2 separate regions of the Homo sapiens genome follow, and region 1 is linked to region 2. A link is an interaction called in ENCODE POLR2A ChIA-PET data of the cell type or tissue named here. Cell type or tissue: OCI-LY7. All regions are shown on one strand. Each heading gives the region's core, and the rest is flanking DNA. Links, peaks and the distances in the headings are about the cores only. Region 1 overlaps HEATR5A (HEAT repeat containing 5A). Region 2 has its middle 76 kb from the start of HECTD1.

Region 1 (16,737 bases), core at 7,286-12,285, 120 kb before region 2:
ATAAAGCGTTTTATAGTGTTTATTTATCACAGTAATGGATACCTCTGGCAAGTTGGGATAATTTTCTTGACTGTCAAGTCAGATAATAATAAAATGGCTTGAGCTCCTACATTAAAGGTCATAGTTATCCATTGTTTTTATGTGCATTCATTTATTGAACAAATATGCAGCACTTTTTTGGGGCTAGGCGCCCTTAAGGAATTTACAGCCTGAAAGATATTAGAAGTTTAAGGAGGAAAAAAAGGGGCCCACAAGTACACTTAAGAACTTCCAGAGAAAATACTCCCAGTGAAATTACTTAAGCTGTAGGGAAAGCAGAAGTGTGGTTAGAATTGAGCATTAGTTGGATGGGGAGAGGAGAATTTTGTTTAATTTTCCAAACATTTTAGAAAGTATGTCTTTGAGAAAGTAATTTTAGATAAAGTATCGAAGCCGAGATTTGTGTTACATTTTAATGCCATTGACTTTTTTTTTTTCTTCACTGATAAGCAGGCAGGATTTATAATATAAGAATAGTGACAGTTGGAGAATACTGTAGTATGGATTTGTTGTGCCTTGGAATGCAGTTGTTTTACCTAGATGACTATAGAATAGGAGAATAAGAAAAGACTCCTCACCTGAAAGTCAGGAGACCTGAATTCTAGCTTAAGTTCCCTCCACTATTTATGGATGTTAGATTAGGTCACTTTTTTAGTATTATTCATTATTGTATCTGACTTTAGTCACAGAAAATACATGACTCCAAAGTACCTTTTTAATTCTTAAATTATTAATTAAAATTAACTACATTAAACTAATGAATATATTATCTACAGAAAAAAATTATTTTTTTACTTGTCTTTAACCAATACACTTACCTTTCTTCTTGCTTTGTTTCAAAAAGGTTGAGGTAGTTTATAATAGTCTTTCTTAACTATGAATAACATAAGGGTTAAATTCTGAATTTTTTAAATTCTAAAATTATTCTGAATTAAGCGTTTAATGACATCTGCATTTTTTTAAAAAGCTCTATTGAGTCTTGTGTGGTTCATTAATTATCCCATAGTATAATTGAAGAGTTTGAACAATCCTTTAATGAGACCACAGTCCTCATATAAATAACACTTCTGCTTTTTCAGGAGACATTGAGAAACTGTTATTAAATCTCATTTGAGAAATCAATTAACTGGGGCCAAAAAACTTAGTAAAGACTTGCCTGTGTCACTTAATTAGATCCCTTGTCTAGTTCTAGTGTTAAATTTTTGAATTAAAATAGTGCTCAGCAATCTACAGCCTGTGGGTCAAATCTGCTCTGCTGGCAGTTTTATAAAAGTTTTATTGAACACAACAATGCTCCTTCGTTATGGCTGTGCATGTTTTGTTTTTGAGTAGTTGTGATAGAGACCGTATGGCTCCCAAAGCCTAGAGTATTGTCTGGTCCTTTACAGAAAAAAATTAGTGGACCCCTGAACTAGAGCTCTTAAGTGCTTAATCACTAAATCTTTTGTAGGAGGAAATAGATTAAATTCAGTTTTAATTCTTCTGTTTGTTTGTTTGTTTTTGTTTTTATCGAGACAGGGTCTGGCTCTGTAGCCCAGGCTGGAGTGCAGTGGCGCGATCTTGGCTCACTTGCAAGCTCTACCTCCCCGGTGCAAGTGATTCTCCTGCCTTAGCCTCCCGAGTAGCTGGGAGTACAGGCATGCACCACCACGCCAGGCTAATTTTTGTATTTTTAGTAGAGACGGGATTTCACCATGTTGGCCAAGCTGGTCTCCAACTCCTGATCTCAGGTGATCCGCCCGCCTCGGCCTCCCAAAGTGCTGGGATATTACAGTCATGAGCCACTGCGCCCAGCCTCACTTTTACTTATTAATCTTGGTTTTTCATTATAATGTCAGGTAATTGTAGGACTCATAAATGCTTCTGGATCTGCAGTGTGTAATGATAGAGGAAGGGCATGGTTTTTCTGCTACATTTACCTAGTGTAAAGTTTTATAATTTTGGCAACTCTCTCCTTTTTTTTTTTTTTTGAGATGGAGTCTCGCTCTGTCCCCCAGGCTGGAGTGCAGTAGCGCCATCTAGGCTCACTGCAACCTGCGCCTCCTGGGTTCAAGCGATTCTCCTGCCTCAGCCTCCGGAGTAGCTGGGATTATAGGCGCGTGCCACCACGCCCATCTAATTTTTTTTTCTTTTTTTGAGACAGAGTCTTGTTCTGTCACCCAGGCTAGAGTGCAGTGGCGCGATCTGGGCTGCTGCAAGCTCCGCCTCCCGGGTTCACGCCATTCTCCTGCCTCAGCCTCCCGAGTAGCTGGGATTACAGGTGCTAGCCACCACGCCCGGCTAATTTTTTTTGTTTTGTTTTTTGCTTTTGTTTTTGTTTTTTAGTAGAGATAGGGTTTCACCGTGTTAGCCAGGATGGCCTCCCATCTTCTGACCTCGTGATCCGCGTACCTCGGCCTCCCAAAGTGCTGAGATTACAGGCTTGAGCCACCGCCCCGGCCAACTCTAGCCTTTTGTAAGTCTAGGGAAGAGGAAGAGTTTTTATATTTTCTCTAGCAACTGTGTTAAGTTTTAATTTAGATCTGGTATGGGAAATTTTTTTCGTTTAGTAAACTTCTCTCTTTTTACTATGCCATTCATAGGGTTTATCATAAGCAGCAGTAAGGTACCTTTACTCAAAGCAGGGTTTTTTTTGTTTTATTTATTTGTTTATTTTTATTTTATTTTATTTTTTGAGACAGAGTCATTGGAGTGTACTCAAGCGATCCTTCTACCTCAGCCTCTGAGTAGCAGGGACAACAGGCACATGCCACCATGCCCAGCTAATATTTTGTATTTTTTGTAGAGAGGCGGTTTTGCTATGTCGCCCAGGCTGTTCTCGAACTCCTGGGCTCAAGGAATCCCCTCATCTCGGCCTCCCAGAGTGCTGGAATTACAGGTGGGAGCCACCACATCTGGCCTCAAAAGAGTTTTTTAAACAGGAATCTAGTGATTCCTAGTTGGTCATAAGGTCAGACAGAATATTATTGGAAGTGTAACTGAACAAGAAATCAGACATATTTACAGTGAGAACCAAATGGAAAGTTAGCACTCTTTAAACAGATACCTAACAGATTGAAACAGGAGTATATATCCTGAATCATGCTTGGGCTTTTTTTTCTTTTTTTTTTAATGGTAACAACACAAAATATTTATTTCTAGAAAAGAAGCATAATATGGCCATATTAAAGCACTATATTAATTATTTGCCTAAGAAATTGGAGCTGGTTATGTGACAAAAATGAAGGAAATCTTGAAGAAGGTGATAATTTTAAATATTTAAAGCTGTACATATACTTTTGCCAATCTTAAAACCATCGACCAGATGCGGTGGCTCATGCCTGCAATCCTGGCACTTTGGGAGGCCAAGGCGGGCAGATCACTTGAGGTCAGGGGTTTGAGATCAGCCTGGCCAACAGGGTGAAACCCCGTCTCTACTAAAAATACAAAAAAAAAATTAGCCGGGCGTGGTGGCCGGTGCCTGTAATCCCAGCTACTCAGGAGGCTGAGGCAGATAATTGCTTAAACTCGAGAGGTGGAGGTTGCAGTGAGCCGAGATCGTACCACTGCACTGCAGCCTAGGCGACAGAGCGAGACTCCATCTCAAAAAACAAAAACAAAAATTAGCCAGGCATGGTGGTACACGCCTGGAGTCCCAGCTATTCAGGAGGCTGAGGTGGGAGAATCGTTTGAACCCATGAGGTAGAGGTTGCAGCGAGCTGAGATCCTGCCACTGCACTCCAGCCTGGGCGACAGATTGAGATCCTGTCTCAAAAAAAAAGAAAAGGAAAAAAAAAAACCCATAGTATGGTGCTAATTTTACTAAATTGTTGTTTTATGTGTGTAATGTATTTTTTCAGTAACTTAGTTGTCCTGTATTGCCCAAGTAATGCTTCTTAATGGGTAAATATACAATAGCATTTATATACTTTTCTGTTGCATTTGGAGGTTTCTACATGTTGAATATATGCATATTTGTGTGTCTGTACACAAAATAATACCTTACTCGAAACAAGTAATAACACCTTTTTTATGTAAATAAAATTACCAGAAAACTGAAGTTACCCATTGAATCACCAAAACTCTTAAAAAACTATTTTGGGAGGAAATCAGAAAAAAAGCAAAGCAGATATACACGTACAAAATCCCTTAGTTCTAATTCTGGAGTCTAAAAGGCTCTGAAAAGTTTTTTTCTTAATTCATTTGGTAGCAAAACATGACCTGAACTGATGCAAAGGTATTTGCAGTCATTATCCCATCGTATGTGAATATGAATCTGCCTATCTTTTGCTGCAGAAATATCAGTTAGTTTGATTTACAGAGTGCTGCTCCAGACAATTGTGGGGATTTGATGGAATAGATGGTATGTTTACTGTATTCCATGAGTAGGACATGAAAGTGGCAGTCAGAAGGCAGAATAATACGGAGTTATTCCAGGGAGCTGTAGTTGCAAAGAGCCTAGCTGGACATCTGGCAGGGAGTGAGAAGCAGTGCCTGCCAAGGAAAGCCCTCAGGTGAGGCTCCAAGAGGTTAGAAATTTAGCTAAATTTTAGGTTAGGTAGCTAAATTTTATGAGGTAGGTTGTGAATTAAAAGTAGGAACCAGCCGGGCGTGGTGGCTCACGCCTATAATCCCAGCACTTTGGGAGGCCAAGGCAGGCGGATCACCAGGTCAGGAATTCAAAACCAGCCTGACCAACATGGTGAAACCCTGTCTCTACTAAAGATACAAAAATTAGCTGGGCATGGTGGTGCGCGCCTTAATCCCAGCTACTCAGGAGACTGAGGCAGGAAAATCACTGGAACCTGGGAGGCAGAGGTTGCAATGAGCTGAGATGGTGCCACTGCTCTCCAGCTGGGGCGACAGAGTGAGACTCTGTCACAAACAAACAAACAAACAAATAAATAAATAAATGTAGGAACCATGAGGAAGAGCCAGGACATTAGACCATAGTGTGGATTAAGGGTGAATCTGTGAATTCTAACTGGGATGTAAGAGACATGAACAATTAGAGGAGAGGGAAAAGGAAGATTCCAAAGCAGGTAGAGTCTAATGCCTAAACTTGGAAGTCCTAGATAGCAGATTGCACAAGCAACAGATGCAAGGATTGACTCATTTTTAAAAGGGGGCAAGAATTTCTGGCCTCTCCTGTAAACCCTGATGTGCTGGAGGAATAATGGCATCTTGTACACTTTGCACCTGTATTAAGTAGCCCTATATTGCTCTGCTTTTAAAAATATCTATATTCAATATTATTTGTCTCTTTCATCACTGTTAGCTTCCTGCTCTTAGTGGGTTTGCTCTTTTACTTTTAATGTGTTTCTCTATCTAGAATCCAAATAACTGGATTATTAGTCATGTCTAAACTAAGAATGAATAGGCTTTGATGGATTTATGTCAGTAAAATCCACGAGTTCTGAAACAATTGCTCTATAGACTTTGTTTTTTTACTTCCTGTTACTGGAATCTCAGTTAGGTACCAAGTAGTGTGATTGCTAGCTAGTGACTTTCAGAAGAGTGTGGTGGGAGATACAAGAAAAGTAAAACTTCTTAACTTAAAATCTGCCTCTGGCATTCCTAAAGGTCCAGAATGAAATCCCCCTTCCATGGAGAGATGGGAGAATTGGTGTGTGGAATGAAGCATAATAAAAATAGTCAAGAATAGCCAAAGACTAAACTAATACTTTTAGTACTTATTGATTTGCCGTCTAGATGGAAAGGGCTCTCTGAAAGCTGATGTCTCTGGAAGACATAACACTAACAAAAAGCCTCAAAGTACTGGAGACATAAAAGTGAAGTGATGAGAAAGAACAACAAAGTTAGAAGGACTGGATGCTTCACCAGCTATGGCAATAACTGTATTAGTAATAGCAGTGATTACTGTAGAGACTATATGAAGTAGTTGAAAGAATGTGGACGTTTAGACAGACAGACATGGACATTACCTTCTTCTTCCACTTAAGTAGCATTTCAGCCTCGGACAAATTTCTTAGCTCATTATCTTTCTATGTAAAATTAGAATAATAATATCTTAAGTTTCAGTATTACGAGGATTAAATGAGATAGTGAATTAAAAGGTTTTAGTACGTAGATCCTCAAAAAATAATCATTTTTCTGTCACTGACATCTTAGAGTTGGTTCCTACTGCTCAGTCTTATCCCCTCCCACCCCCCAGAACACTTTCTTTTACGCTTCCGGGGTGTTCTCTTTTGTAATCTGGAAGGAGAATTGCTACACACAGTTATAGTCCAATTAGGGCTCCCACTGGCAATCTCGCCATCATGGAATCCAGCTTCTACCATTTTTCTCATTCCTTACAATAACATGCAGTATTTTGGAAAAAAAAAAAAAAAAAGAAGGCAGAGTAAATTCAGTCCCCAACCTGTAACCCTTTTTCACCCCACTTCTTATAAATTTCTTGTCCCGGTGTTAAATTCTTTGTCTTGGTAACTCCTGTTTCTCTCCTACTCCACCCTGACTTCTCCATCCTAATAAGATGTGCTCCCCATCAGTTCTTAGAGCAGTGTGTATTTGCTGTTCATATTGCTTTGTATTATGCAGTGGTGAGCGGCAACATTCTTCCCGTTCCTACCAAGTTTGCAGGAAATATTCTTGGCATCTTGGTACACTGAATGTGTTTTCATTATATATTACAATTAGAAGTATTAGTGCCGTGCCTGGGGTTCGTCATAAGTTAAGTTTTTGTGGTACGAGTTAGAAAACATGGATTCATTTGACTGTGGGAATTCGTATTCAGAATTCCGTAAATCAAATTTTAAAATATATAGTACAACAAGCATTTTTAGTTTGTAAAGGATGTATATGTGAAAGTTACTTACAATTATAGAATAACACAAATTTTTTTTGAGATGGAGTTTGGCTCTTGTTGCCCAGGCTGGAGTGCAATGGCCTCATCTTGGCTCACCACAACTTTCACCTCCCAGGTTCAAGCGATTCTCCTGCCTCAAGCCTCCCAAGTAGCTGGGATTACAGGCGCCTGCCACCACGCCCAGCTAATTTTATATTTTCAGTAGAGACAGAGTTTCTCCATGGAACTCCTGACCTCAGGTGATCCGCCTGCTTCAGCCTCCCAAAGTGCTGGAATTAACAGGCGTGAGCCACTGCACCTGGCCACAGACTAACACAGATTTTTATGTGAATTGATAAATCTTAAATATACAAAGTTAAAACATCATATATTTGTCTTCTTTTTTTTTTTTTTTGAGATGGAGTCTTGCTCTGTCACCAGGCTCCCGAGTAGCTGGGACTAGAGGCACGTGCCACCACGCCCAGCTAATTTTTGTATTTTTAGTAGAGATGGGGTTTCACCATGTTGGCCAGGATGAGCTCAATCTTGACCTCGTGATCCACCCGCCTCGACCTCCCAAAGTGCTGGGATTACAGGCCACCGCACCTGGCTGTCGTCTTTTTTCTTTATTTACATCTTTATGAGAAGATTCTGTTTATATAGATAATTTGATCCAAAATACTAATCAGAAATGCCCTCTTTTAAGTAGAAGTATGACATTGATAGTCATTGATAGTGGAAATTATATATCCTTCTACTAGCAATAAATCATTTCAGGCTGCATGCAGTGACTCAACGCCTGTAATCCCAGCACTTTGGGAGGCCAAGACGGGCAGATCACTTGAGGCCAGGAGTTCGAGACCAGCCTGGTCAACATGGTGAAACCCTGTCTCTACTAAAAATACAAAAATTAGCCGGGCATGGTGGCACATGCCTATAATCCCAGCTATTTGGGAGGCTGAGATACGAGAATAGCTTGAACCTGGGAGGCAGTGCTTGCAATGAGCCAAGATTACACCACTGCACTCTAGCCTGGGCAAGAGAACGAGACTGTCTTAAAAAAAAAGAAAGAAATCATTTTATAATATGAACAAAAAAAATTTTAAATTTTTTTGACGTATGCTAGTCTTTAATGATTAGTATTTCAAAGATTGTATTCTATAGAACACCAATTCTATGAGATTCCTGGCTGGGAAAAAAAGAAAAAGGGAGTGGAGGAGAAGCCTATGGTTAAAACATGTTTAGAAACATCAAATGCTCTATCTGCACACCCTCTTGGCAGTACATAGTGCACATTACCATGTTACATGTATGGAGAAACTGGTGAAGAAAACTGACAACGAGGCATTTCCCAAAACCATTTCAACTTGGATTTCCCCCTCTTCCCACAGAATACATGTTTTCATTCTTCTGGCAGCATTCCACAAAGTACTCTTGGTAAACACTGCTTTATCTGAAGGTTTCTCTTAACATGTAAAACTTCTGCACTCGTAGTTTTCTTTACTTTTTTTTCCTCCCATTAAGCCTTTTGCACTCCTGTGCATTTGTAGTTTTCATGGTTTTATATGACAGCCTAGTATTCTTTGAATATGTCAAATTTAACCATTTCTCTTGTGTTGGACTTGTAAGTTCTTTTGAATTTTCACTGGAATTACAGTTAATTACAGTGCTGTAATTAATACTTTTATACTTATATTTTCCTTTTTCTTATGAATTTTCAAAAACTGGATGTTTTTGTCAAATGGTTTTGATATTTTTGTAACCTCTGATAAATAATATTTTTTTCTAAAAGAGTTGAACCATTTGTACTGCCACTGTTTATATTAAACTATCAGCTTTTCTAAAATTTCAGCATTGGCTATAAAAGTTTTTGCATTTTTCATATTTAGATTTAATATGCATAGGTTTGAACCACTCAGCTCAATCAAATTATTTCCTATTGAGCTTAAATCATTATTATATTGTTAACATTTCAAATTTTTAACTAATGATAGCCAATTTATTTGTAGGGTTGTTATAGAGAATTAGAAAGACTAATATTAAGGTCATACAGAATAATATCCTAAGTTTGAATTTCATTTTCAGAGATTTTTCTGCTGTTTTCTGAGGCAAGTGATTTTTTTTAGCCTAATTTTAAAGTATTTTATTGTAGAAAGAAGGAAGCAAGATATTTCAGATTCAAAGATGGAATTGATACAGACAAGATTTTTAAATTATCAAGTTTTAACTGTGTTAAAGAACTCTAACATTATAAATGACTTGCTTCTTATCCATTTTACCCTAAAACTAATAAAGTGTACCAGTTAAGTGTCAGCAAACCAGCTTTAGGATTCTGCCTAGAGATGTATAAAGTACTGTAACAAAAGGACTTAATTTTCTTTATACCAGGGGCAGCCTTCTTTAAGCAACATCTCAAGTGTGGCCTAATGCTCTGTGTAACTGGTGAGTTCCTGTTTTTGTAACGTATAATTTTGCAAAGCCTAAATCACAAATGAAAATCTGAGGTCAGGGTAGAATAATCTAGCTTCCTTCTAGATGAAAGCTAATTACTGTATTTTTGGGAGAGGTTTAGATTTTAGGATTTATCTGTGTTTCTTGAATTGTGGGAGTTCTTGACAGTTGGGGTTTTTTTTGTTTGTTTACTTCATGCTTTTTGTTCAGAACTGAGGAACTAAGACTATAGGGTGAGTTGAAGCTGTTACGGTGTCTTTTAGAGAAGTAAAAGTCAAAGAAAAATAATTGAAATTTAAGTCTGAGACGTATCCCAACACTTCAGGTACTTGATACATTCTGGAATTAGTTTCATTTACTGTTTAGTAACTTTTTTGTTTTGTGAATTATTTTCATGCTCCAGAAGGAAGACACTAACAAACCAATCCAATAAACCTATCTTATCTCATGTCCAATGTCCTCTTTGATTATTTGTGATTTTTCCCTTTTCCGCCCTTGAAATGATATAATCATTTTAAGGAACTAAAATGACCAAGAAGATTAGAATACTTTTTTCTCCCAATAAATTTCAACATATGTTTCCGTCCATACCAAAATAGACCTGTAAACTCTAGAGAGAGAAAATTATATTAGCAGTTTCTATCAGGACCAGAATAATCAGCAGCCTGTATATTTGTTGACATTGTTGAAGGTGCTTACACTGTCATGCCTAAATAAAATTGAAGTTAACTCATTTCCAAATGAATTAAAACCAACCCTTGTTGATAATATGGTTGGTTTTGTTTGTTTTGAGACAGGGTCTTGCTGAGGCTGGAGTGCAGTGGCGCGATCTTGGCCCACTGCAGCCTCCATCTCCCTATCTCAAGGGATCCTCCCACCTCAGCCTCACGAACAGCTGGGACTACAGGTGTGCACCACCACACCCAGCTAACTTTTGTATGTTTTGTGGAGACAGGGTTTTGCCATGTTGCCCAGGTTGGTCATGAACTCCTCGGCTCAAGTGATCTGCCAGCCTTGGCTTCCCAAAGTGCTGGGATTACAGGCATGAGCCACTGCGCCTGGCCTGATAATACGGTTGTTAACTGCTCTTAGATGTGGTTTTGGAGTAAGTTACTTTAGAAAAGAAAACTCTGAGGCCGGGCATGGTGGCTCACGCCTGTAATCCCAGCACTTTGGGATGCCGAGGCGGTTGGATCACCTGAGGTCAGGAGTTCAAGACCAGCCTGACCAATATGGTGAAACCCTGTCTCTACTAAAAATACAGAAGTTAGCCAGGCCTGGTGGCATGTGCCTGTAGTCCCAGCTGCTCTGGAGGCTGAGACAGGAAAATCACTTGAACCCGGGAGGCGGAGGTTGCAGTGAGCCAAGATTGTGCCATTGCACTCCAGCCTGGGCAACAGGGTAAGACTCCATCTTTTTTTTTTTTTGAGACGGAGTCTCGCTCTGTCGCCCAGGCTGGAGTGCAGTGGCGGGATCTCGGCTCACTGCAAGCTCCGCCTCCCGGGTTCACGCCATTCTCCTGCCTCAGCCTCCCGGCTAATTTTTTGTATTTTTAGTAGAGACGGGGTTTCACCGTTTTAGCCGGGATGGTCTCGATCTCCTGACCTCGTGATCCGCCCGCCTCGGCCTCCCAAAGAAGACTCCATCTTTATAAAAAAGGAAAGAAAAGAAAACTCTGGCCCTAGAATATTGGTGCCCTGCTGGTTCCTTTTTCTATTAGTAGTCAATAATATACATATGTGTTACTCTAGGCTAATAAAGTCACTAGGCTTAATACAGAGCCAATCGAAAGGAAAGAATACTATGCAAAGTACAGACATTAGTACATACACTATGTCTGACATTTGAAGACTGGTACTTAAGTTGAATCACATAAATTGTCAAGCCAGCCTTTTTTTTCACCTATAAAAATGGCAGTTTCATATAGTTCAACTTACTCATAGCTTAGTGGTTCTTCAATTTTTCCATTAAAATAGTATTCTTATCAGCAAAAGGGAGTGATTTTTGTTAAAGGACATCTAGAAAGGCATTATCATTCTCAGGATTTCTTTGAAGTCTCATGTTTTATCTTGAAGTGTTTTATTAATTTTGCCTTCTATTATGCATAAATCTGTATTTTAATATAAAATAATGTTAAAAATTAATGCTTAGGGAAAACTTTAAGTAAAATTTGACCCTTTAGTCTAAATTTGACCTCTAGCATAGTAATATGCTTCATAATCTGTTGGCACAATGCTGGAGTTATCCCAATTTGAAAAGCATAATTTGGATGTTACCTTGGTACCTTAGGTCTAGTTTGCAGTGCCTACTTTTCTCAACATAAAAGACCTCTGGTATGAAAATGATGACTGAGTAACTAGGAGTATCTGTCATGTACAAAGTACAGACAGTTTTGAGAGAAGCAAATAGTGCCCAGAGAAATACCTAGTCTAAAAGCATTTAAATACCTTTATAACTTAGTTCAGTTATTGGCTTTAGGGTAAGCACATACAATGTTTGGCTGTAAAGTAATGGAATTAACATTCTTGTGTAGCTTTTAAAAATACATTAATAGGGCCGGGCATGGTGGCTCACCTCTGTAATTCCAGCACTTTGGGAGGCCAAGGCGGATGGATTACCTGAGTTCAGGAGTTCGAGACCAGCCTGACCAACATGGTGAAACCCTGTCTCTACTAAAAATACAAAATTAGCCAGGTGTGGTGGTGGATGCCTGTAATCCCAGCTACTTGGGAGGCTGAGGCAGGAGAATTGTTTGAACCTGGGAGGTGGAGGTTGCAGTGAGCCGAGATCGCACCATTGCACTCCAGCCTGGACAACAAGAGTGAAACTCCATCTCCAAAATACATATATATATATATATATATATATATATATATATATATATATATATATATATAAATAAAATAAGTGATGATAACAGGTACATGTTAATGTTTCTCCTTGGAACAGTTTGCTTAGGTCTAGAAGTTGCTAGGTGCTGGCAGCATTTTGACTAATACTTCATACTATATTGCATTCATGGAGAGTCATAATATACATTAACCTAATTAAATAGCCTGAGAAATCTTGTAGGTAAAAATCCCTAACTTTGTCTTAATGCAAGATTCCCAAGTTTATTACACCAAGGAACCTGATGTTCTGTCTTTGGGAAACAGTGTACTCTAGTTCCGTATATCCACAAATGGTGTACAAAATGTAAGCTTTTTAAAAAATGACTTGCTTTGGGTTTGTTTTTTGATCACGGCTTGCTGTTGCCTCAACCTCCTGGGCTCAAGTGATCTTCTTACCTCAGCCTCCTGAGTAGCTGGGACTGCAGGTGTGCACCACCATGCCCAGCTAATTTTTTTATTTTTTGTAGAGATGGGGGTCTCATTATGTTGCTCAGGCTGGTCTTGAACTCATGGGCTCAAGCAACCCTCCTGCTTTGTCCTCTCGAAGTGCTGGGATTATAGGCGTGAGCCACTGTGCCCGGCCCTACTTCTCGCTTTTTTTTTTTTTTTTTTTGAGACAGAGGTTCACTCTTGTCACACAGGCTAGAGTGCAATGGAATGCAATGGCGTGATCTTGGCTCACTGCAACCTCTACCTCCCGGGTTCCTGGGTTCAAGCGGTTCTTATGCCTCAGCCTCCCGAGTAACGGGGAATACAGGGATATGCTACCATGCCCGGCTAATTTTTTGTATTTTTGGTAGAGACAGGGTTTCACCATGTTGGCCAGGCTGGTCTCGAACTCCTGATCTCAGATGATCCACCTGCCTTGGCCTCCCAAAGTGCTAGGATTATGAGCGTGAGCCACTGGGCCTGGCCTAACTTCTCACATTTTTGAGGAGCTTGATTGGATGAAAGGGTGGCAGCATAGTATGTTGTGGTTAAAACAAATCTTATCTGAAGTCAGATTGCTTAAGTGCACACCCAGGTTCTGTGTGACCTTGGGAAAGTCAGTTAGCTTCTCTGTGCTTCAATGTCCTCATCTGTAAAATAGGGCTAATCAAAATAGCTGCTTCATGGACAATTTGGCAGATTATTCAAGGAAATAATGTAAAGCACTTAGAGTACTGCTTAGACTATAATAAGTAAGCAGTAAATATTAGCTGCTTCTGTTAAATATAGCTGGCATTACATTTGGAGCAGCAGGTTTATGAAATCCTTTTTTCAAGTGGCAACTAACTATACTTTGAAAAATATATTTAAATATATTGACATATGTGTTTACTTGTAGGAAATCACCTTATAATCTCAACAGAAACATAAGGGAAACTAAGAGAAAAATTAGAAAAATAAGCATTTCTCAGGTATATGTAGGGTTGTGGTTATTTTAAAACGTATAGCAGATAACATTGACTGAATTTGTATTCATCTTCCTGATGAGGTAAGACTTCAGATAAGAGCAGCAGCCATCTGTTTGCAAAATGCCCTTGCTTATCACATTGGTAGTGCGAATGTGGAGCTCTCAGGTGCATTTTAGACTTGTGAGTTTTAGATGCGAGATTACCAACATGAATTGTCTACTTCCTTTAGGAGTAATTTACATAAGGAATGTATTGAGGGCATTAGAGATGACTTTATGACCTGCTTATGATCTCAAGCTTTTTACTGAATAATTTATCATCACATTGTGTTAGCTATTTTGCTTCTTGATAGATCATTTTACACCACAATATTGCTGGTGCCTAAGGAAAAAAAATGTCTCTTCAGCAGATCTTAATGATTTCTAGAAAGGGTAATTTGATTCTGAAGATAGGATTTTGACTTGCCCTGGTATTAATAAGAAATTTTCTCTATGATACTGTGGTTATTTCCACCCCCCAAACAATCATAGATACTAAGTGCAAACTTGCTTTTCGCCTTTTCTGTATTTAGTAGGGTTCTTCCAGAAATTATTTCTGTAGCATTTATTAACTGTATCCTTAATTGTGAATATTTTGGCTAGTTCACTTTGATAATTGAACAAAGGAAAGGAGGGTTTTTTAAAACAAGCTAGAATTTTTGTTGCTTCAGTAAAAATGAATGTTTAGCAGCATTGTTTATATTCCTTTTTTGTTGTTGTTCAAGACAGAGTCTCACTCTGTCCCCCAGTCTGGAGTGCAGTGGTGTGATCCTGGCTCGCTGCAACCTCTGCCTTCAGGGCTCGAGCGATACTCCTGCCTCAACCTCCCAATCAGCTGGGACCGCAGGTGCACACCACCATGCTTGGCTAATTTTTGTATTTTTCGTAGAGATGGGGTTTTGCCGTGTTGCCCAGGCTGGTCTCAAACGCCTGAGTTCAGGTGATCTGCCTGCATTGGCTTCCCAAAGTGCTGGGATTACAGGTGTGAGCCACCACACCTGGTCACATCGTTTATATTCTTTGTTCTGTAAAAGTGACATTTTTGAAAATGACCTAATATTTTCTTTCTCTTTCGTCTTTTTTTTTTTTTTTTTTTGGTGGAGACAGTGTCCCACTGTTACCTAGGCTGCTCTCAAATTCCTGGCCTCAGCAGTTCTTCTGCCTGGGCCTCTCAAAGTACTGGGATTACAGGCATGAGCCATCGCACATGGCACTGGACCCAGATTTTTTCTTTTTTTTATTTTGAGACAGGGTCTCACTCTTCACCAGGCTGGAATGCAGTGGTGTGGTCATGGCTTACTGAAGCCTCCACCTCTCTGGCTCAAGTGATCCTCCTACCTCAGTCTCACAAGTAGCGGGGACTACAGGCACGCGCCACCATGCCTGGCTAATTTTTAAATTTTTTGTAGAGACAAAGTCCGTCTATGTTACCCAGGCTGGTCTCGAACTCCTGGACCCAAGACTCAAGCGATCCTTCTGCCTCAGCTACCCGAAGTGCTGGGATTACAGGTGTGAGCCACTGTGCCTGGCCCTGGACCCAGATTTTTATGTGCAATCTTCTTATGTTTAAATGTTAGCCCCAATGCATTGCAGGCAGTCTTGACCAACAGGGAACCAGTTTGTGACTACTGTCTTTTTATTAAAGAGGCTTTTTTCAGTTATATTATAATTATGATGAGCTGATATTCTAAGTAATTTCAAACAGGTAAACTGTTGGAGAAAAACATGAAAAAATGAAAAGCCTTTCCCAAGTCTGTCATCTAATTTTCTAATACCTCTTTAGTTACTGGCTTCTCTGTAAAAGTATGAGGTTTGTTTAGGGAAATGTAAGATATGTATTTTAAATATTTTAGTTAAATTAGCCATAGCATTTTATCTACATTCCTATGAAATTCCAATTAACATGTTTCTATTTAGGTACACTAGTGAATAGGAATACCCATCTTTTGTATATGATCTGGTACCTTCTATGTTCTTTAATGTTCCTGATGATAGCTGCTACTCCTGCAAGTAGTAGTATTTTTTAATAGCCAACTTGTGTTTTATTTCTTAAATAATTTTTTCTACTTTTTGTTGTGCTTTTTAAAATGTGGAAAAATGAAGAGTAGTGAAATGATCACTCACATACCCACTACCTGTATTCGGCTGTTAACATTTTGCCATATTTTATGGTTGAGTGCACGATTTAACCATTTAAAAAGTAAGTTGCAGTAAAGCATCCATGTCCTAAAAATAAAAAATTCTGTCTAGTAATCACAATTCCATCTTATAAATTTGTATGTTAATGTGAATATGTATGTATATACATACACTTATATGCTGCGTGTGCTCTGTAACAGCACTAAGGTGTACCCAGGAGATGCTGTTGAATAAAACAATAATTTTACAAACCCTGTGTCTTCTGTTGATTGTTTGCTACAACAAAATTAAGGCTGCATTGGATCTAGGTCAGAGCAGATATGATCTTGATTGCTATAATTCCTGGACAATACCCATTTAAAAAAGTTTGCTCTCACAAGACTTTCAGAGATAAGCCTAGTTAAGACTGGACTCTCCTAAACTCCCAGCCTGAAACTATAAGCAATGCCTTTATTAGGCTGGGGGAACTGATGCTAATGGGCTTAAGTCCCTCTTGGATCTCCAGGTAAATGACAGGGCATGTACCTAGCTAGGCAAAGGCTCAGAGAGATGGCAAGCTTTACTATAGAATTCTAGTAGAAGGTCTGGATGTTTGGTGTCATTTGTTAATATGTACCTATTACCCATTTTAGTAAGTTACTTAAACTACAAAGAAAACCCAACACAGAATAAACAGCCTAATCTTAAAATTTTCAGAATTTTAGTGGAATGTCTCTTCTGTTTAGCAAGTTTTTGCATACAAATGCAAATATTGCTACTCTATTTTTGCCTGTCTGCTTGAGTACAGAATATAAGGGTGGATTTTATGTCAGTGTTAACTAGAACATTATTGGGATTTTCCCAGATTCACCCTAGAGCATTTATAAAAAATGTATACATTTAATTATGTTTTCACTTTTCTGATTTCCGTTATGATTGCCTTCCTTTTTACCCCCCTTTTAAAATACATTATTTTCCTGTATTGCAGATTTTTATTGTTAGGTATATTGACCAAA
Region 2 (16,249 bases), core at 1-5,000:
ATGTCCTTTTCTCTCCTGTCTTCTGTCTGGTGATTGCCCACTCCTTTTAGGCCTGGCTTAAATATCACCTTTCCTTGGTAACTCTCCTTAACACTTCTTAACTTCCTCTTACACCAATTTAACTGCTTCCTCATCTGTGTTTCCATAGTGCTTAATACATTCTTGTATGCATAAAAAATCACATTGCAATTTGTGGTTTGTTTGTTTGTTTAAGCCAAGGTCTTGTTCTGTTGCCCAGGCTGGAATGCAATGGTGTGAACACAGCTCAGTGCAGCCTTGACCTACTATGCTCAAGTGATCCTCCTGCCTCAGCCCCCCAAGTAGCAGGAACTACAGATGTGTGTCTCCAAGCCTAATTTAAAAATTTTTTTTGTAGATATGAGGTCTCACTCATATGCTGCCCAGTCTAGTCTCAAACTCCTGAGCTCAAGCTGTCCTCCCACCTTGGCCTCCCAAAGTGCTAGGATTATAGGTGTGAGCCACCACACCCAGCTCACATTGCATTTTAATATTATCTTGTCTCCCTCTTAGACTGTACCACTTCATAGGGAGAAATTATGTCTTCTGTAACTTGGCTCACTTAATAGCTATTGAATTGCACTGGTACAGGATGGATGAGGACTCATAACTTCTTTGCCAAGGCAAATGCTGAACTAGGTTGTTCTCAGGATGTAACTAATTAATTTGACTTAGGGATTTTAAAAAAGTGTTTTGTCTGTTTTAGCTGTTTCATTTAGTTTGCTCTTACACATTAAGATTTCTACTCAGTACTCTAGTATCCTGAATTATTTGGATTAAAGGTGCTTATATGAACGTCAGTAATTAGGAAAAAAACCTTTTATGTCCAGTGTAATGGAATTAGGAAATTTGAGCTACTCTTAAATGTATCTCCTTAAATCGCCTTATTTAATACAACCCTGAACTATTAAATGTATCTTTACTGATAATGAAATTAAGGCTTAACAGCTGGGGTTTGAACTCATCTTTCTGATCCCAAGCATTCATGCTGGAGACAGGAAAACTGGCAATCCCGATTCCATCAAGGTATAGCTTTTCTCCTCTTTCAGCGCTCCGGGCTCCCTCAGGAGCCTTCCTCACTCTTTGTTGAAGATATTTTCAATTACATTTCTCCAAATTACAACTAAAAAGTCTTTCGCTAATAGAATAGGGGAAAAAGTTTTTTTTTAATTATTTTCTACAGCAGTTTCTTTTTTTTTTTTTTTTTTTTTTGAGATGGAGTTTCGCTCTTGTTGCCCAGGCTGGAGTGCAATGGCCTCTGCTTCCCAGGTTCAAGTGATTCTACTGCCTCAGCCTTCCCAAGTAGCCGGGATTATAGGCATGTGCCACCACATCTGGCTAATTTTGTATTTTTAGGGGAGACGGGGTTTGTCCATGTTGGTCAGACTGGTCTTGAACTCCTGACCTCAGGTGATCCGCCCGCCTCGGCCTCCCAAAGTGCTGGGATTACAGGCATGAGCCACTGTACCTGGCCTGCCCTCTACAGTTTCTATGGGAATAGATTATATGCTTAGATATTAATGAGTCTAGTTGTAATAAAGCAGTTGCATATTAATTAGCTTGGTAACGTTACAAATTAAAAATGTTGATTAGCAACTTGGATGAAACCATCAAAATGGTATAATATTTGTCTTGAGCTTAATTTTTTTTCTAAGAGGAGAAATAGAGACAAAGCTACTAGTTAAGTCATTCTATTTAGCCCATTGCTTAAAAGCTTATGTAAAATAACACTGGATATAACACCTTTCTGTTAATAAAATATTGAGTCTAAATTTTATATAAAACAAACTTCACCGTCAACTTAAGGGAACATTAAGGCCCTTGAAAAGATATAAGTAACTACTATAAAAGAGGTATGATGGTGAGGTTTGGGCTTAAAATTTATTTATTTAAAAAAAAAGTTGGCCGGGCATGGTGGCTCACGCCTATAATCCCAGCACTTTGGGAGGCCGAGGCGGGTGGATCACAAGGTCAGGAGATCAAGATCATCCTGGCTAACACGGTGAAACCCCATCTTTACTAAAAATACAAAAAATTAGCCGGGCATGGTTGCGGGTGCCTGTGATTCCAGCTACTTGGGAGGCTGAGGCCGGAGAATTGCTTGAACCCGGGAGGCGGAGGTTGCACTGAGTCAAGATTGCACCATTGCACTCCAGCCTGGGTGACAGAGCGAGACTCTGTCTCAAAAAAAAAAAAAAAAAAAGCTATGAGTATAGCGCTAAGGGAGCCCAGAGAAGAAAACTGGAGCTTCCAAGATCAACTTTATGGAAAGTATCATATGATACAGGCCTAGAGAATAGGACTTAATGGAATAGATACATAACTCAAGAGTACTTTTTTTAACCAATATTTAAAATTGTTTAATTATATATATATAATCCCAAAATTATGGCCCATTATTAGATAAAATGCTGAAATGTATTCCTAACTACAGAATTATGTACCACATATTTCCCCAAAACTTTGTTTTTTGTTTGTTTTCTGAGATGGAGTCTTGCTCTGTCGCCCAGGCTGGAATGCAGTGGCGTGATCTCAGCTCACTTCAACCTCCACCTCTCAGGTTCAAGCAATTCTCCTGCCTCAGCCTCCCAAGTGGCTAGCATTACAGGCGTGCCCCACCATGCCTGGCTAATTTTTGTAATTTTTTTTTTTAATAGAGATGGTGGTTCACCGTGTTGGCCAGGCTGGTCTCAAACTCCTGACCTTAAGTGATCTGCTGGCCACGGCCTCCCAAAGTGCTAAGATTACAGGGCTGAGCCACCACACCCAGCCTGGGCTACTTTTTATGGTATTAGGAATAAAAAAGAGAAAATGGAAACAGTTTTACCCCAGTGGAACAAGAAAGGGAAGATTCTGGCTTTTTATATTTGGGGGTTTTTTGTTTTTGTTTATTTTTAAAGAGGCAGCCTGTTTCTTTCCTGAACCATATTGTTTCTTTTATGCTTCAGAAGTAATCAGTTATGGCCTGCAGCACTGGACAAATCAATGGTATAAGCATGCATCTTAGATGTGATAACTTCAGAATCCAAGAGAAGAATCATCCCAAGGGCTGGACACAGTGGCTCACACTTGTAATCACAGCAATTTGGGAGGCCAAGGCGAGAGGATCTCCTGAGCTGAGGAGTTTGAAGTTACAGTAAGCTATAATTGTGCCACTGCACTGCAGCCTGAGCTACCAAGTGAGACCCTATCTTAAAAACATAATTTTTTAAGAAGAATCATTCTAGGCCCAAGTCATATCCTCCATGATGACATATACCATATTTTCTCTGATCTGTATTCCAGTAATAGGGAGTAGGGTCAATCCCTTCCTTTTTATAAACCTGCAGGCATTTCTTCATTATCCCAGATATGCATTGATCCTCCCACAGTCTCACCAACATTCAGCATCAACACACTGACAGATTCAGTAAGACAGGAATGCTCAGGATGTCAGTGCATATAGAAGGACTTGATCACAGGAAATCAACACAGCAAGATTGGTTCATTAATGGTGTTGTCATCAGTCTCAGGAGCTTTTGGGACTTTTTCTCCAAATTCCCAGGAAGTTCCATATCTTTTCTTTATATTGTGTTTTAGCCACACCATAGCATCTGTTTAAAAGGCCGTTTGGTGGGCTTAAAGTAAGGGTTCAGGTTATATATTCATTGCCAGTGACTTAAAGACTACCACATCACAAACCAAGCCCTCCAATCAGTTCAGGAGGCCCTCAAAGGTCAGAAAAGGGCACCCAGCTTCCACATGAGTGTATTCAGCCAAGTGCCTTCAAATTCTGGATGCTCTGCCCTGTATGACTGTGCAATACAAAAAAACATCTAGGGCTGGAATGCATGTCTCCTGGTACAACTAAGAGAACTAAGTCAAAAATGTCTCTTCATGGGCTGGGCACAGTGGCTCACTCCTGTAATCCCAGCACTTTGGGAGGCCAAGGCAGGTGGATTGCTTGAGCCCAGGAGTTTGAGATTGGTAACAACAGGAGGTAGAGAAACTCTAGGCAGACAACAGCAGGTCCCTGATGAAGCCCCACCCTCGTGGAAAAGCCATGGCCCAAAGTGAGAACTTCTATCCCTGTTTTCCCACTCAAATGTTGCCTTTTCCTAAACCATCCATGGTCCACCCCCCATCCTGTGCCTATAAATACCCCAGACTCAGCCGGCAGAGAGGAGAAGCAGCTGGACATAGGAGACTACAGCTGGACATCGGAGAGAAGTGGCTTAACTTCAGAGTAACAGCTTGGTGACATAACTTTGAAGAAGAATCTGGCCAAAGACAGCTGGACTTCAGGGGAAGATTACCTACCCCCATCCCCTTTAATCTCCCCTTCCCACTGAGAGCCACTTCATCAGCAATAAAATCCCCCACACTTACCATCCTTCAATTTGTTTGTGCGACCTCATTTTTCCTGGATGCTGGACAAGAGCTTGGGAACCACAGGCGCGGAAACAAAAGGGCCCACGGACCTGTTAACACCTGAGCTGTCCATGGACAGCAGAGCTAAAAGAGCACTGTAACATGCCCTCTGGGGCTTCAAGGGTTGTGGGCACCACCTCCCCAGTCATGCTATGGGGCCTCAAAAGTGCTCACCCCAGCTCCTGCACATGCTCACCTGTGCACTCCCTCCCACATGGGGAGGAATGCAGCAGGTCCAAGTGAGTGGAGTTTGCCCCTGCTGGCACCAAAGTGAACAGCAGGTTCCAGCACTCGTGCACTCCGGTTCCCACCTTGTTCACTCACATGCTCCCTCCCATGAGGAGTCGAGAGCTATAGGCTGAGTAAATGAGGCACCCCTGTTGCCAATCCCACGAAGAGGTCAGGGAAATATCCCGCTTCAAGACCAGCCTGGAAAACATGGCAAAACCCCATCACTACTAAAAACACAAAAATGAGCCAGGTGTAGTGGCACATGTCTGTAATCCCCATTACTTGGGAGTCTGAGGCACAAGAATCGCTTGAACCTGGGAGGCTGATATCACGCCACTGCACTACAGCCTGGGTGACAAAGCAAGACACTCTCTCTCTCAAAAAAAAAAAAAAAAAGAAGCCTCTTCCCCCAAATAGTCGTTTGAAGAGTGTAACACCAGTCTGGGTAACATAGTGAGACCTGGTCTCTACTGAAAAAAGAAAATCTGCTAGGCATGGTGGTACATGCCCATAGTCCAAGCTACTTAGGAAGCTGAGGTGGGAGAATGACTTGAACCTGGGAGATGGAGGCTGCAGTGAGTAATGATTGCACCAGTGCATGCCAGCCTGGGTGACAGAGTGAGACCCTGTCTCAAAAATAAAACAAATAAAAAAAGTGTAGCACCACCTTCTGCTGGTATTTGCACTATTTTTGGAGGAGTAACGTCACAGTACCCCCATCAAAGAAGTGATCTCTAAAGCACCTGGTGGCCATGGATCGTGCTTTTCAGAGTTTGAACATGTTTTCTCCGAAGATCATCATGTGTCTGTTGATCTGGATGTCAACAGCAACCAAGAGTCTTGTAACATTAATTTTAAGAGAAGAATTATCTTTTTTGCAGCATCCTAAAGAATTCCCTTTATCTTTATTATAAGATTTTTCATTACGAGGGAAAAAATTCAGCCCTCAAACTACTGAACTATTAAAAAACCCACTAAACTATGATAATGTTAATGCAAAATTGAAAATATTTGAAATAACTGTATATTCTTGAAAAAAAGTACAATACTAAAATGTTGTCATTTTGGCCGGGCATGGTGGCTTACGCCTGTAATGCCAGCATTTTGGGAGGCCGAGGCAGGCCAATCACTTGAGGCCAGGAGTTCGAGACCAGCCTGGCCAACATGGTGAAACCTTGTTTCTACTAAAAAAATAAAAATTAGCCATGTGTGGTGGCCCACACCTGTAATCCCAGCTACTCGGGAGGCTGAGGCAGGTGAATTGCTTGAACCCAGGAGGTGGAAGTTGCAATGAGCTAAGATTGCACCACTGCACTCCAGCCTAGGCAACAGAGTGAGACTCGGTCTCAAAAAAAAAAAAAAAAAAAAACTTGTCGGTTCTGGTAGTTTAATGATTGCCTTGCATTCTGTCATTTCTGGTGGTTTAATGATTTTGTGTATGTATCTTTCCAGAGCCCATTACTATTTATAACTATAAAATCAAGGTAATTATATATATTGCATCTTCTCCATCAATTGAATATACTTTCCTCTTTACAAATAATTTGTTAGCTCTTTTTTTTCTTTTTTTTTGAGACAGAATCTCACGCTGTCATCCAGGCTAGAGTGCAGTGGTATAATCTTGGCTCACTGCAACCTCAGCCTCCTGGGTTCAAGCAATTCTCCTGCCTCAGCCTTCCAAGTAGCTGGGTTACAGGTGCCCATCACCACGCCCAGCTAATTTTTGTATTTTTAGTAGAGACGGGGTTTCACCATGTTGGCCAGGCTGGTCTCGAACTGCTGACCTCAAGTGATCCACCCGCCTAGGCCTCCGAAAGTGCTGGGATCACAGGCATGAGCCACCACACCCAGCCTAATTTGTTAACTCTTGCAAGACCTCAATTATTCAGGAGAAATTATCTCTGTTTGCTAGAAATATAGTTATCTAACGGCTGGCTGGCTGGCAGTGATCAATTAATGAATTATACCCATGTTGGCCTATCTGTTTACCAGCCTATTTAATTGATGTCTGGGCTAGTTAGCTTTGAGGAAATTTTGTATTGTGATATAGAACTGGAACATATCCAGTATAGACCACAAATACAATCCAGGTTGCATAAATTGAAAAGTGTAGCTTCCTTTAATTGTTTTTCTCTTTTGTTAGGACTCCTGCGCTATCAACTGGGGCATTATAAAATTATAATTCCACAGTCTACTTGAGGAAAATTCCTGTGTCCACATATCATCCTTTAAGTAGAGAGTGTATTTCAAAAAATTAACATTTTTAAAATGATTCTTACTATTCCAAGTATTCTGTATTTTTTGAGATAGTAAGAAGTCATAGGCTGGGCACGGTGGCTCACGCCTGTAATCCCAACACTTCGGGAGGCCGAGGTGGGTGGATTACTTGAGGCCAAGAGTTTAAGACCAGCCTGGCCAACATGGTGAAACTCTGTCTCTACAAAAAAATACAAAAATTAACCTGACGAGGTGGTGCATGCCTGTAGTCCCAGCTACTCAGGAGGCTGAGGCAGGAGCATCACTTGAACCTGGGAGGTGGAGGTTGCAGTGAGCTGAGATCGCGCCACTGGGAGACAGAGCAAGACTGTGTCAAAAAAATGAAAACATAAAAATGAAAAAAGAGGTCATTGCTGCCAATGAAAAAGTGCTGTTGACAATGTTTTTGCTTAATTGGATCAAAATTTAATCTTTTTCCTGGAAAAATACCTACAGGCCAAAAAACTTTATAAGCAGAAAAACAGACACAAGACACAGAAACACACACACATGTCAGAAATAGCAGACTGCTTTATAAAATATTCCAAGAAAGAACAAAACAAATGAGATTTTTTAACAGCAAAGTATGCCGGTGACACAGCAAAAGCAGCTTTGCTAGTGCTATTATTGGAGGAAGTACAAGTGGCCCCAGAAAGAAAACGTGCATGTGCAACCAAAACTGATGGCCTCGGCTGAACAATGAACTCTATAAGTCCCACTGTTTTCTCTGTTAATTACTGCTTTCTTGGGAAAGTTTTGGGCCTTCTGTTTTATATTCAAATGCTGGAGGAGTGCTCACCACTCTCTGAATTGCCAGGGTAACTGGGCTTCCCACATCCTTTCCCTCTCTAGTGGTGTCAAGTACTAGAAACACATCATCTAGATCTTTGTTTAAACACAAAAGCTCCTTAAAAATAGATTTTCTAAATTATGGAAATGCTTTTGTTTCAGTGGTCAACAGATCAATTGTGAGTCAACATCAGATGAGAAGTGGTTCCTATTCTCCACTTCCTATTCTGCAGTCAGCTGTAGTTATCATCATTTGCTACAGTTTTCATTGCAGATGCTTTCTCTTTTCAATAATAGTGTGATCATTGTGATTCTCAATGATGTATAAAAAATTTGTAGAATTTTCTACAATGAATATGTTCCCTTAGTTGATAGATTTATATTCTTAACAGTACTGGGACTTCCAGAAATCACCCTAGATCCTGTCTCTAGGAAAGCACATGCCTAAACCATTTAGAACAATTCTTTTTTTTTTTTAGACAGGATCTCACTCTGTTGCCCAGGCTGGAGTGCAGTGGCATGATGATGGCTCACTGCAGACTTGACCTCCCTAGGCTCAAGTGATCCTCTCACCTCAGCCTCCTGAGTAGCTGGGACTACAGGCGTGCATCACCATGTCTAGCTAATTTTTTGTAGAGATGGGCACATATCACCCTTTAAGCAGACAGCATATTTCAAAAAAACATTTTAAAAATGATTCTTACTATTTCAAGAATTCTGTATTTTTTGAGCAAATAAGAAGCCATAGGCTGGGCATGGTGGCTCATGCCTGTAATGCCAGCACTTTGGAAGGCTGAGGCGGGTGGATTGCTTGAGACCAGGAGTTGAGACCACCCTGGCCAACATGGCAAAACACTGTCTCTACTAAAAGTATAAAAATTAGCCAGGCATGGTGGCTAATGTTCACCGTGTTACCCAGGCTGGTCTCAAACTCCTGGGCTCAAGCCATCTGCAGGCCTCGGCCTCCCAAAGTGCTAGGATTACAGGTGTAAGCCACCTCGCCCAGCCCATTCTATTCTAAAAGATTGGAAGTTTTCATTGTTTTTTCTTGATAACCTATTTAGCGTATCTCATTGTGTGAATAATGGAGTAGTTATGAATTCTTTTTTTTTTTTTTTGAGACGGAGTCTCACTCTGTTGCCCAGGCTGGAGTGCAGTGGCACGATCTCAGCTCACTGCAACCTCCGCCTCCTGGGTTGAAGTGATACTCCTGCCTCAGCCTCCCGAGTACCTGGGATTACAGGCATGCACCACCACACCCAGCTAATTTTTGTATTTTTAGTAGAGATGGCGTTTCACCATGTTGGCCAGGCTGGTCTCAAACTCCTGACCTCAGGTGATTCGCCCGCCTCGGCCTCCCAAAGTGCTGGGATTACAGGTGTGAGACGCCGCGTCCAATCAAAGCAATTTCTTTTGAGGTATGATAGGGCATGTGACGACTTCAGGAACGGCTGGATTTTTTGGGGGGGGCGGGGGACTGAGTCTCGCTTTGTTGCCCAGGCTGGAGTGCAGTGGCACCATCTCGGCTCACTGCAACCTCCACCTCCCAGGTTCAAGTGATTCTCCTGCCTCAGCCTCCTGAGTAGCTGGGACTACAGGCGTGCACTACCATGCCCATCTAATTTTGTATTTTGTATTTTTAGAGAGGGGTTTCACCATGTTGGCAGGCTGATCTCAAACTCCTGACCTGAAGTGATTAGCCACCTCCACCTCCCAAAGTGCTAGGCATGAGCCACCATGCCTGGCCCATAATCATCTTTTCTATAAGCATTTAAAAGTGTCTGTTTTAGTTTCCTAGGACTGCTGTAACAAACTACCATAAATCCAATGGCTTTATGCAATCAAAATTTTGTTTTCTCCCCATTCTGGAGGCCAGAAGTCTGAAATCAAGGCCTAGGCTCACTTCAAAGGCCCTAGGGAAGAATTCTTTCTTGCCTCTTCTAGCTTCTAGTGTTCCAGGTATTCCCTGGCTTCTAGCGCCATAACTCCAAGTCTCTGCCTCCATCTTCACAAGGTTTCCTCCATCTGTCTCTCTTCTATGTGTCTCTCATAAGGACAATTTTAATTGGATTTAGGGCCCACCAGAATAATTCAGGATGGGCCCTAAATAATCTCCTCTCTAGTTCCTTAATTATTATACCTACAAAAGCCTACTTTTCCAAATTAAATCACATTCACAGGTTCTGGAACACGGACATACCTCCTTAGGGGCCGTCATTCTACCCACTACAGTGCCCCAAATTCCTGAATTCCAGACTCAGCATTGCAATGAATACAGCAGTAGCTCTTATTCATCAAATACATTATTTATTTTCACTTGCTCAAGCAGATTTCAACCAAGCTACTTATCAAGAAGTCAGTTACATGCTGAGACAACTGGAAAGGCACATGCAAAAAAAATGAAATTGGACCTTTACCTCACACATATACTAAAGTTACACGAAAATGAATCAAAGACCTAAATATAAGCTAAAACTGTAAACCTCTTAGAAGAAAATATAGACGTAAATTTCCGTGACTTGGATTTGGTAATGGTTTCTTAGATATAACACATAAAGCACAAGTGACCAGAGAAAAAGGAGATAAATTGGACTTCAAAATTAAAAACTTTTGTACTTCAAAAGACACCATCAAGAAAGTGAAAAGGCAACACACAGAATGAGAGGGAGAACTTGGCAAATCACATATCTAATAAAAGTCTAATATCCAGAATATATCAAGAACTCTTAAAACTCAACACTGAAGGCCGGGGGTGGTGACTCATGCCTGTAATCCCAGAACTCCAAGAGGCTGAGGCGGGAGGATCACTTGAGCTCCAAGAATTCAACACCAGCCTCGGCAACATGGTGAGACCCTGCCTCTATTTTAAAGAAAATAAAAGAAAAGAAAACTCAATACTGAAAAGACAATCCAATTTAAAAATGGGTAAAGGATTTAAATAGACATTTCTTCAAGGAATATAATAGATGCTCAATAAGCAAATGAAAAGATGCTCAACATCATTAATCATTAGGGAAATGCAAAACCACAATGAGATGCCACTTCACATCCACCAGGATGGCTGTGTGAACACCAGTATCTGAGACAGGCCTCGGTTAATTTAGAAAGTTTATTTTGCCAAGGTTGAGGATACACACTGGTGACACAACCTCAGGAGGTCCTGACAACATGTGCCCAAGGTGGTCAGAGCACAGTTTGGTTTTATACATTTTAGGGAGACATGAGACATCAATCAACATATGTAAGATAAATATTGGTTCAGAAAGGCGGGATAACTCAAAGTGTGGAGGGGGATTCCAGGTCATAGGTAGATAAGAGACAAATGTTTGCATTCTTTTGAGTTACCTGATTAGCCTCTCCAAAGGAGGCATTTATCTGATTAGCCTCTCCTTTGGAGAGGCTATCTCAGTGAACAGAGGGGTGAGTTTGAATAGAATGCGAGGCAGGTTTGCCCTAAACAGTCACCAGCTTGACTTTTCACTTTAGCTTAGTGATTTTGGGGCCCCAAGATTTAGTTTCCTTTCACATTTCCGCCTTCTCTTTTAAAAAAATCTTTTGGAGAAAGCATTTTAGAAGAAAATGAGTCTCTGGTTTCAGGCTTCATCTGATTCCTAGACAGGTAGGTCCAGAGATATTAGGAAAGCTCATTTTTAGCAGGTTGTGAAGTTTCCTGTCCTATGAAGAGAAAGTAAGAGGAGGAAGGGAGGAAAACAACAAGAAACAAAAGAAGAATCCTGGAAAATCAATATAAGCCACATTACTCTGAAGTTCATACATCAGTAGCAGGTATGAAAGTGGCTGATATATGTAAATAGGTTGCTGTTATTTTCTTCTGAAGTTTAAGTTGTCTAGCTTCAGTTCACAGGGCTTTAAGAAAGCACAGCTTAATTTTTGGTGACTCCAAATTAGGAAAAATGGGGGAAAAAAGAATGAAAAAAATTGAAAACATTATTTTGAAGACTTCTAGCCAAAAAAAAAAAAAAAAATCAGTCCAAACTGTAGAAAATAATAAAAATTGAAAAACATTAGGCAAGACTAGAATCTAACAACAGGTGAACTATAGTTTTTGAAACATAAATTTTCTCTCTCCAGTTTCCCATTTTTGCTAAAGACAAATCATAGTGGGACTGATTTGCTTTATTATACTTGGCCTGATTATTTGTATACAGTGCAGCAAGAATATTTTTTTTTTTGAGATGGAATTTCACTCTTGTTGCCCAGGCTAGAGTGCAATGATGCAAACTTGGCTCACCACAACCTCTGCCTCCCAGATTCAAGCAGTTCTCCTGCCTCACCCTCCTGAGCAGCTGGGATTACAGGCATGCACCACCACACCTGGCTAATTTTGTATTTTTAGTAGAGACAGGGTTTCTCCATGTTGGTCAGGCTGGTCTCGAGCTCCCGACCTCAAGTGATCCACCCACCTTGGCCTCCCAAAGTGCTAGGATTACAGGCGTGAGCCACCACGCCCAGCCATAATTTTTTTACATAGTCTTTTAAATTGGCTTCGATGGAACATTGTTTCACTGGTCAGGAACCCGGTACATGGACTGTGTAGACAAAGGTATGAGGCCACTTTTCCCAAGGGGTTTTTATTGGCTCTATTAGTCGTTTGATTCCTTAAAGGAAAGTACACCATTTCAGTCAAAGCCTTGATAAAATAACCAGTTTCTCCAATTGTGTCCTACTACAAATGAACACAGATTCTTATTGAACTTATGCAAATAACCATATTGCCAAAAGTTAAGAATACTCACAAATAGTTCCCAAATTCTGGAGAAATCAGGTAGAAAGAAACAAATATGCTCCAAATTTTGTTCATAGGAGTATACTTCCTTGTTAAAAGTTGACAATAGCTCAAAAGAAATGTTTCCTTGACTCTGAAAAAACAAAACAAAGGATCAGAAATGTTTTAATCAAAGTGTCAAAAAGACTACTTCAGTCCTCTATCAGTTCAGTCCATGCAGTTAATTCCTGGTCTACTTCATTTTCATGAATATTTCAGCTCTCCATGAGTCCTGAAAGTTTTCCCTCAATTCTGATGTCACAGTCTCCAAAGTTATCAGAAACCTGCATTCAAGAGCACCTTTTAGGCTGGGTACAGTGGCTCATGCCTGTAATCTCAGCACTTTGGGGAGGCCGAGGTGGGTGGATCACCTGAGGTCAGGAGTTTGAGAACAGCCCAGCCAACATGGTGAAACCCTGTCTCTACTAAAAATATAAAAATTAGCCAGGTGTGGTGGTGGGCACCTGTAATCCCAGCTACTCAGGAGGCTGAGGCAGGAGAATTGTTTGAACCCGGGAGGTGGAGGTTGCAGTGAGCCAAGATTGTGCCATTGCACTCCAGCCTGTCTCAAAAAAAAAAAAAAAAAAAAGAGCACCTGTTAGCACTTGTTAGAGTTTTATTGATTATAAAGCCACCTTATAAAGAGGACCAAACCAAGAAAACAATTGTCTGTGGATGACAAAAAGTTTTAGGGCAGCCATAGTAAAAAACACAACTGACAAGGAAATTTTTTGCCTCTGTGGCAGACAATAATTTAACATAATGATTACAATTATCACTGATAATGTATACTAAGTCATATCAGAATTATAGGAGTTTCCCATAATTTTGGAACACATACCAATAACATATTTATACAAATACAGCCCAAAGAAAACCAAACACCATTTCATATTTGACAGTGCTTCCTGTATAATTTTTATACCAAATAAGACAAATTATGTCATTTTTGGACTTTAGGGAACCTAATATCTTAAAGGATTAATTAGGTCAGAAAAAGACATAACACACACACACACATATATATGTGTGTGTGTGTGTATATATATATATATATATATATATATATATATTTTTTTTTTTTTTTTTTTTTTTTTTTTGAGACAAAGTCTCCCTCTGTCACCCAGGCTGGAGTGCAGTGGTGCGATCGTGGCTCACTGCCACCTCTGGCTCCTGGGTTCAAGCAATTCTTCTGCCTCAGCCTCCCAAGTAGCTGGGACTACAGGCATGTGCCAACACACCCAGTTAATTTTTGTATTTTTAGTAAAGATGGGGTTTCACTATGTTGGCCAGGCTGGTCCCAAACTCTTGACCTCAGGTGATTCACTGCCTTGGCCTCCCAAAGTGCTGGGATTACAGGCATAAGCCATCGCACCTGGCCAATACATAATTTATAATTTGATTCTGGGTTGTCAAATATCAAAGGTTTAAAACACTTGGTATCACACTCATTGTAAAATAACTCATTCATTTGACCAAAGTGATAACTCGGGGATTAAAAAAAAAAGTGAAAACCTTCATTCATTGAGGAGACTTAATTTTTATAAACAATCTATAAAATTTTAATCTTGACCATAAGATATAACTTCCATAAGCCTTTTATAAACATTGTAACCTTTATTAAGGAGTCACTTAATGCTTCAAGAAACCTTGTTGATCTGACACAGGGGCCCATATGCTGGTCTTGCATCAGTGTGCCTTTCACATTATTGATTAACTTATAGAGAAACTGAACTTATTTTATTCCTGAAAATTGGCCCTTACAGTGTCACACACCCACCTCTTCCACAATAGTCCCTGGGCCTTGTGGAGTTGAATAGCTTTAAATTCTGACCCTGTGTCACAGGAAATGCAGTTTATTTTGATTGGCATCTTCCAGCAGGCCTGAAGATGAGCCTTTAATTGCTGTCAGAGTTTAGGATTTCTCAGGACTTGGTGTCCTTTTTAGACCTAGGAGTCAAAGCCTTGTAACTCACTGTCACAAGGACTTTAAAAGCACATACGAGGGCTGGGTGTGGTGGCCCACACCTGTAATCCCAGCACTTTTGGAGGCTGAAGCAGGCGGATTGCCTGAGGTCAGGAGGCAAGCGGATTGCCTGAGGTCAGGAGTTCAAGACCAGCCTGGTCAACATGGTGAAGCCCCGTCTCTACTAAAAATACAAAAATTAGCTGGGCATGGTGACGTGCGCCTGTAGTCCCAGCTACTCAGTAGGCTGAGGCAGGAGAATCGCTTGAACCCAGGAGGCGGATGTTGCAGTGAGCTGAGATCGTGCCATTGAACTCCACCTTGGGCTATAAGAACAAAATTCTGTCGAAAGAAAAGAAAGAAAGAAAGAAAGAAAGAAGGAAGGAAGGAAGGAAGGAAGGAAGGAAGGAAGGAAGGAAAGGAAGGAAGGAAGGAAGGAAGGAAGGAAGAAAGAAAGAAAGAAAGAAAGAAAGAAAAAGAAAGAAAGAAAAAACATTGTTATCATCAGGCCACAACAGCAAACACAACTCAAGGAAATAAACTTATATGAGCTGGAAATGAGTTGAAGGAGAGTGTTACTATTTTGCGCCCTTTAAAAGGGTTAAAAGGGGACAGAAAATGAAAATGGTGAGATCCAATAAAGGTGAACGTTGAGTTAAAAAAAATTAAAATCTCTTGGCCGGGCACAGTGGCTCATGCCTGTAATCCCAACGCTTTGGGAGACCAAAGTGGGCAGATCATAAGATCAGGAGATCGAGACCATCCTGGCTAACACAGCGAAACCTCGTCTCTACTAAAAATACAAAAAATTAGCTGGGTGTAGTGGTGGGTGCCTGTAGTCCCAGCTACTCCGGAGGCTGAGGCAGAAGAATGGCATGAACCCGGCAGGCGGAGCTTGCAGTGAGCCGAGATCGTGCCACTGCACTCCAGCCTCAGTGACAGTGTGAGACTCTGTCTCAAAAAAGTAAATAAAAATAAAAATAAAAAATAAATTAAAATCTCTCATAATTTATTAAGAGTAAATCAATCCCTTAAGAAAATTTCATTGTTGTAACCAATTATATAGTGTATAAGATTTTTTATACATCAAGCCCAGTCTCTGAAAAGACCATTATAATTTCACTTTAATTATAGACAACTTGATCATATAAAAGTTTTTTTTAATAAATCTTCTTATTGTGACTTACATAGACTGTTCATGACATGCTTTGACTTTCTGGTTTGTCCTGAACATCCTTCTTTCTTAAACAGTCATTTTATTCTAGGACTAAATTTGCCACACAAGATTCTTTCTCATATGAAATTATTTTTCTTTATGTTTTCTTACCAAAAAAAACTAAAAAACCTCTTTATTTTTATAACTTTTTTTTTTCCTTTTTTTTCAAGATGGAGTCTCATTCTGTCATCCAGGTTGGAGTGCAGTGGCACAATCTCAACACACTACAACCTCCACCTCCTGGGTTCAAGTGATTTTCCTGCCTCAGCCTCCGAAGTATTTGGGATTACAGTCGTCCACCACCACACCTGGCTAATTTTCATATTTTTAGTAGAGATGGGGTTTCACCATGTTGGCCAGGCTGGTCTGAAACTCTTGACCTCAGGTGACCCGTCTGCCTCGGCCTCCCAAAGTTCTGGTTCTGGTATTACAGTTGTGAGCCACCATGCCTGGCTTATTTTTATAACTTTATTTACATCTCTCTTATTTCATGATTCTTTTTAGCTTGGCTTTTTTTTTTTTTTTTTTTTTGAGATGGAGTTTTGCTCTTGTTGCCCAGGCTGGAGTGAAATGGCAT

What was found. Peaks named below come from ENCODE experiments on the same cell type or tissue, not always from the same donor. Only the 100,000 strongest peaks of a DNase experiment are listed, where the experiment ranks them.
Region 1: POLR2A ChIA-PET joins it to region 2 with 7 read pairs; 6 of 35 experiments call an interaction of 5 or more read pairs at or near these places.

Annotation. Positions count from the first base shown.
Region 1 is chr14:31,403,022-31,419,758 of GRCh38, reverse strand. It overlaps HEATR5A (HEAT repeat containing 5A), which reads left to right. Exons shown (of 36, transcript NM_015473.4): 2 at 16,710-16,737. Among named protein-coding and RNA genes, the nearest start is that of HEATR5A, 9.2 kb to the left of the region's middle. In OCI-LY7, for the core only: no CTCF peak of the experiment used is centred there; a DNase peak (open chromatin) is centred at 9,268; H3K27ac peaks cover 982 bases.
Region 2 is chr14:31,275,347-31,291,595 of GRCh38, reverse strand. It overlaps the pseudogene NARS1P1. Among named protein-coding and RNA genes, the nearest start is that of HECTD1, 76 kb to the right of the region's middle. In OCI-LY7, for the core only: a CTCF peak has its summit at 4,676; no DNase peak of the experiment used is centred there.